Linked DNA regions of Mus musculus: region 2 is linked to region 1. The links are chromatin loops, found by intact Hi-C in ENCODE. Cell type or tissue: heart. All regions are shown on one strand.

Evidence for each region. Peaks named below come from ENCODE experiments on the same cell type or tissue, not always from the same donor. Only the 100,000 strongest peaks of a DNase experiment are listed, where the experiment ranks them.
Region 2: a loop joins it to region 1, with 7 times the contacts of the local background. A loop is called at or near these places in 5 of 42 quality-filtered maps.

Annotation. Positions count from the first base shown.
Region 1 is chr16:11,253,138-11,255,637 of GRCm38, reverse strand. It overlaps Gspt1 (G1 to S phase transition 1), which reads left to right and starts at 1,313. Exons shown (of 15, transcript NM_146066.2): 1 at 1,313-1,995. The coding sequence starts at 1,641. It overlaps LOC115488671, which reads left to right and starts at 2,002. Exons shown (of 2, transcript XM_030249388.1): 1 at 2,002-2,500. It overlaps Mir1945 (microRNA 1945), which reads left to right and starts at 1,193; the gene lies at 1,193-1,270. In heart, a CTCF peak has its summit at 956; DNase peaks (open chromatin) are centred at 1,317 and 2,047; H3K4me3 peaks cover 2,026 bases; H3K27ac peaks cover 2,249 bases.
Region 2 is chr16:10,543,959-10,546,458 of GRCm38, reverse strand. Clec16a (C-type lectin domain family 16, member A) reads right to left here and starts at 1,120. Exons shown (of 23, transcript NM_001204229.1): 1 at 817-1,120. The coding sequence starts at 896. In heart, no CTCF peak of the experiment used is centred here; a DNase peak (open chromatin) is centred at 1,068; H3K4me3 peaks cover 1,883 bases; H3K27ac peaks cover 1,077 bases.

The DNA.
Region 1 (2,500 bases):
TGAGTTCGAGGCCAACCTGGTCTACAGAGTGAGTTCCAGGACAGCCATGGCTATACAGAGAAACCCTGTCTCGAAAAACCAAAAAACCCAACAAAACAAAAACAAAACAAACAAAAAATTATTGACAACTTTGTCTATTACCTCTCTCGTTAGGCCAAATTCTCACTTTTTATTATACAAATGTTTAAAGTCAGCATTCCAATTTAGATATCTTAGATCCAGATTTAAAAAAAAAAAAAACTCGTTGTTTGAACATTTTGAATATGTTACTCTGTAATTTCCAAGTAGGTTAGTTGCATTCTGTCTAGACTCTTTTCAGAGCAAGTAAAATTAAGAGTATACTTTTCTTTGTCTTGGTCTCCATGGGTGAATTACAGGAGCATTTAACAGGTATTTAGAACAGGTATTCCTACTTCGTGCAGTAAAAAATAAAGGTGAATTTTATTTTTTCTTGCTTGTCACTTACCCCACAATTACTAAAATGCAACTTGAAAGTGTGAGATGCCCTCATTATTAAAGGACTGTAAGAATAGCTGACAGATGCGGCCTTTCAAAAGAACAGCACTTTACCTAATGGCAGCTAAGGAACTGGAAGCACCAAAATAGCCACTATTAGGTACCGCTGGGTACACTAAAAAATATGGCAATCCCGATTAATTTGTAAATCTCCTGGCAGGGAGGATGAAAGGACGAAAAAACATTTTAGGTGCGGGCTTTTAATGACTAGTCAAACATAACATGAGTCACTGAAATTTTCCAGTTAAGGATCCTTTTGCCGGACATCCTTGGACCTTTATGAGCCACACGCAGTTTCAGCTGTAACATCTCATGGTTTTACTGCCTCTTCCAAAAATGAATACATAAAAGGAAAGACGCCTCCCGCCGGCTTTGAAATGTAGGGCAAACTCTGGCTGCGGGTGGAGAGAAAGAGAATAAGGTATATAGACTGGGAGACAGAAAAGGCGCCGAAAAGGGAGAAGAAAAAAAAATTCCTCTAGGTTAGGCCTGCGGACCGGGTGTTCTCACAGGCTAGGGTGGATCGTCGCCTCGTGCGGAAGGGCTCGGCCCACCGTCTTGCCCTAGCCGAGTAGAGCCTACCCCTACCCCCACCCTGCGACAGATGGGCCACCAGACTTCTGCCTCCTCGCGCTGCCTGCCGGGAGTTCCAGCCGCTTCCGGTGACGCTTGAGCGCTGAACTCCGACTCCCGTCAGCCCCCGAGAAAACCGCACCGGGTCTTCGCGGGTACTGTCGGGACTTGTAGTTTAGCTATCGGCCGCGCTTCGTAGGCGGAAACGCGGGCGGACACAGACGGGAACTACCGAGGCGAAGGTACGGGTGGTAGCGAGAGGTCAATTCTCTCCAAACGTGGGGTTGGCGGTGAGGCCGGCGGCGGTAGTTGGGGTTGGGTGGGAGGAGATCCTTTCGCACACACGAGGAGGGTTGAGCCGCTGTCGACCTGGTCTCGAGTGTACTGTCTGGACTGTAGCTGCTGCCCAGGACGCCGGCGAGTGAGTCATTGACTGTCAGCTCCCCAGTCTTGCCGTCCTCCCCGGGTCAGCGCGGCCTGCTCCTCCCCGGTCGGCCGCCCCCGCCTCCATTTCCCGCCCTCTCTTCACCACACACACGGCCCCCCCGATCATGGATCCTAGCAGCGGCGGTGGCGGCGGTGGCGGCGGCGGCGGGAGCAGCAGCAGCAGCGACTCTGCGCCCGACTGCTGGGACCAGACGGATATGGAGGCCCCCGGGCCCGGGCCTTGCGGCGGCGGCGGGAGCGGCAGCGGCTCCATGGCCGCGGTGGCCGAGGCCCAGCGTGAGAACCTCAGCGCGGCTTTCAGCCGGCAACTCAACGTCAACGCCAAGCCTTTCGTCCCCAACGTCCACGCCGCTGAATTCGTGCCGTCCTTCCTGCGGGGTCCGGCCCAGCCGCCGCTATCCCCAGCTGGCGCAGCCGGAGGCGACCACGGAGCAGGCAGCGGCGCGGGAGGCCCTTCGGGTAAGTTGCCGGGCTGGATATCCCCAAGGCACGGGCGGCGGCCTGGGGCCGGAGTTCCGCGGTGGGCTGGGTGGAGAGGACGGGAGGCCGGCCGGCCCGCACGTGGGGCGCTGACAGCGGCGCCGGCTGGTCTGGGTGGGGCGCCTCCAGTCTGGGAGCTGCTTGGCTTGGGGCGCCTGGGCCAGGAGGAGCAGAGACCAGGGGACCCGGGGGCGATTGCCCCGCCGCGGAAGGCCGCACGCGGTTCACCCCTAGGCATAGGAACTGTATGGGACCCTGCCAGCCCTGGGCCAGTCAGTGCCACGAGGCCCAGAAGTGGGGACTGATAGGGCTTGAAGTCCGGCAGGAGGAGGGTGTGAAAGTCTAGGGTTTGGGGGACAGGACTTGTCTCTTCGCTGGCCCAGAGAGCTGCTCCTACTGTAGTTTCTACGTTTGGAACTGTAATTGCGTTTTAAGTATCGGTGGCACTAAAGCGACCTGAAGGAATCCCAAGATGCATTGCAGG
Region 2 (2,500 bases), 710 kb after region 1:
TCAATCACTTAACATGCTCAACATTACCCAATTCTTGTACAGTTCCCAGTTCCCAGCTGGTAATGGCAAATTGGAAGGACAGAGAGAGAAAATATGCCCAAAGCTACAGTCATTAAGTCAGGATTTGAACACAGGTCTAACTCCAAAGCTAGCCTCTTCTGTGTACTTCCCTGTTTCCCCAGGACTCTGTAAGCCTCCTGTCTTCTCTAAAGGTGCTACTGCTGACTATCCCTCTAGAATTCCTTCTGAAAATACTTGTGTTCTTTTAATCAATGTTCTTTTTAGAGCACTTGTACATGTTCTGTGCGTTTTCTTCATTCTCTTATCCAACCAATCCTAAAAATAACCACAAAAAGTGGTACTGTCACTCTATTCGTTTTACAGTGAAGGAAACTGAAGCCTAAATGCATACTGTTAACTAAAATCGAATCCAGATCTGGCCGGGTCAATGGCCTCGTAACTATGCAGTCCAAGAAGTGCTACCCCAAGAAGCCCAGTGGCCACTGTCTGTCCCCGGGACATCAAGACAACTCCAGCCCACAAAACGAAAACTCAACGATGCCCTTACTTTTCAGGTTAGGTGTCTGGAGACTGAAAAATCACGCGACTTGTCCAAGGTCACACACAGAGCCAGAAGTGAAAGAGTCAGGGTTCGAAGCCAGGTGCCCTGACTCCAAAGCCTTGCGGATAACCAACATACAACCCTCCCGCGGCACCCCTGTCTTCCTCGCACCTCCGAGCCCCGCAAGCCAAGCCCGCGTCTGGGCGTCCGCGCCCGGCCCCGCGGCCTTCCCGCCGCGCGCCCCGCACACTCACTTCAGGTGGTCCAAGGAGTGGATGTTGCGGGAGGACTTGCTGTGGCCCCCGCCCACCCAGCTCCGTGAGCGTCCAAACATGTCCGCAGACCAGCCCTGTCGCCTGCCTCACGGTTTCATGTCCGAGCCGCCCAGCGGCCCGGTGTCCGCGGCGACATCTCAAGCCCAGCCAGCGGCGGCGGGGGCGGTGGAGAGACTGCCAAGCACCTTGCTCCCCAGCCCAAAGCCCCGCACTGACATTCAGCCGGAACCGGCCGTTCGACCGCCGCGCTTTACGGCCGCCGCCGCGAGGAAATCTGGGAAATGAAGTTCTCCGGCGAGGCTCTTGACGACAGGACTCTGCGAACGGACTACAAGGACCGGCATGACTCGCGCGACCGTCCAGAGGAGGCGGGACAAGAGGAAGGAAGAGGCTGGGCACTGTCAAGGTGGGCGGAAACGGTTTGCTGAAATCGGAGTAAGACTATCTGACCTTATTTATTGTTAGCTTTGTGATTAGAAGAGTGTCTCGAAACCCCAGCTAAAATTGGAGACCACCCTTGGCAATTTGGCAAGGTTTAGTTCTCTTAAAAAGTATTACGTGCGCGTGCGCGCGCGCGCGCGCGCACACACACACACACACACACACACGCACTTAGAGTCTGTAAAACTTTGGAAAGCAAGTTCTCGCCTTCCACTATTTGAGATCTGAGAATTGAAGTCGGATCTTCAGACTTGTCAGCATCTTTGCTTAACAGCTGAGCCATTTTGATGGGTCTAACTCTTTAAAAAAATTTTTTAAAGGGGTGGGAATGTGGCTTATGCATTATGGATGCAACCTTCAATATCGCAATAATAAGAATTAAAAATAAAAAGCATTGAGTAGTACATTATCATTTGTCATTATCCTAAGTGATTAATTATTTAATTCTCACAACCATATGAAGTAGATGCTGTTATTAACCTTATTTTACAATTCAGGAAACTGAGTCACAGAGGCACTTTATGTGTGACAGACGCAGGATTCAAGCCCAGGTACCCTTATTTGCTTCTGTTGACAAAACCAATCAGTAACATTCTGGTTTGTCCTTACAACCTTTTTCTTTTGCACATTAGTCTTAAAACATTTTGTAAAGATGTGAGCAGCATTGTAAAGCTAACCACGATGAACTTTCAGAGGTTTCCTCTGGTCATTATTGAAAACTCATGCCATTTCCCAACTAATTCAGTAAGAAAGAAAGAGAACTCCAAGATCTCCATGAAAGGTTACATACACCTGGACTTCCTTCCCAGACTGGAAGTGGGAACCTCGGTGGGAAGCAAGATTTTGTGCCCCACACCCTCTCATTTATTCATTTCTACATCTCATAGCTATTTAACCCCTGTGACAGCCCATTGACTGTCCTAGGAAAAGAGTTGAGTCAGGGACCAATGTTCTCTCCAGGGCCCAGGACAAGATTTGCACATAGCACGTTTTTAGATGAATATTGATAGAGTGAATGGTTTGCATTGCTTCCAAGAATTAGAGAGATGTAGACTGGCATCAGGCTAATGGTTTCCCATGTAAAAGTCATGAAAGAACAAGAACATGTCTGACCTCCAAAGGAAATGACAGAGACTCAGCAGCTTCGAGAATCCATTTCTCTGGAATTTGTTTTCCTCATCTGTGAAAAGGGAATATACTACATTGCCTTGTCCAGCTCCTA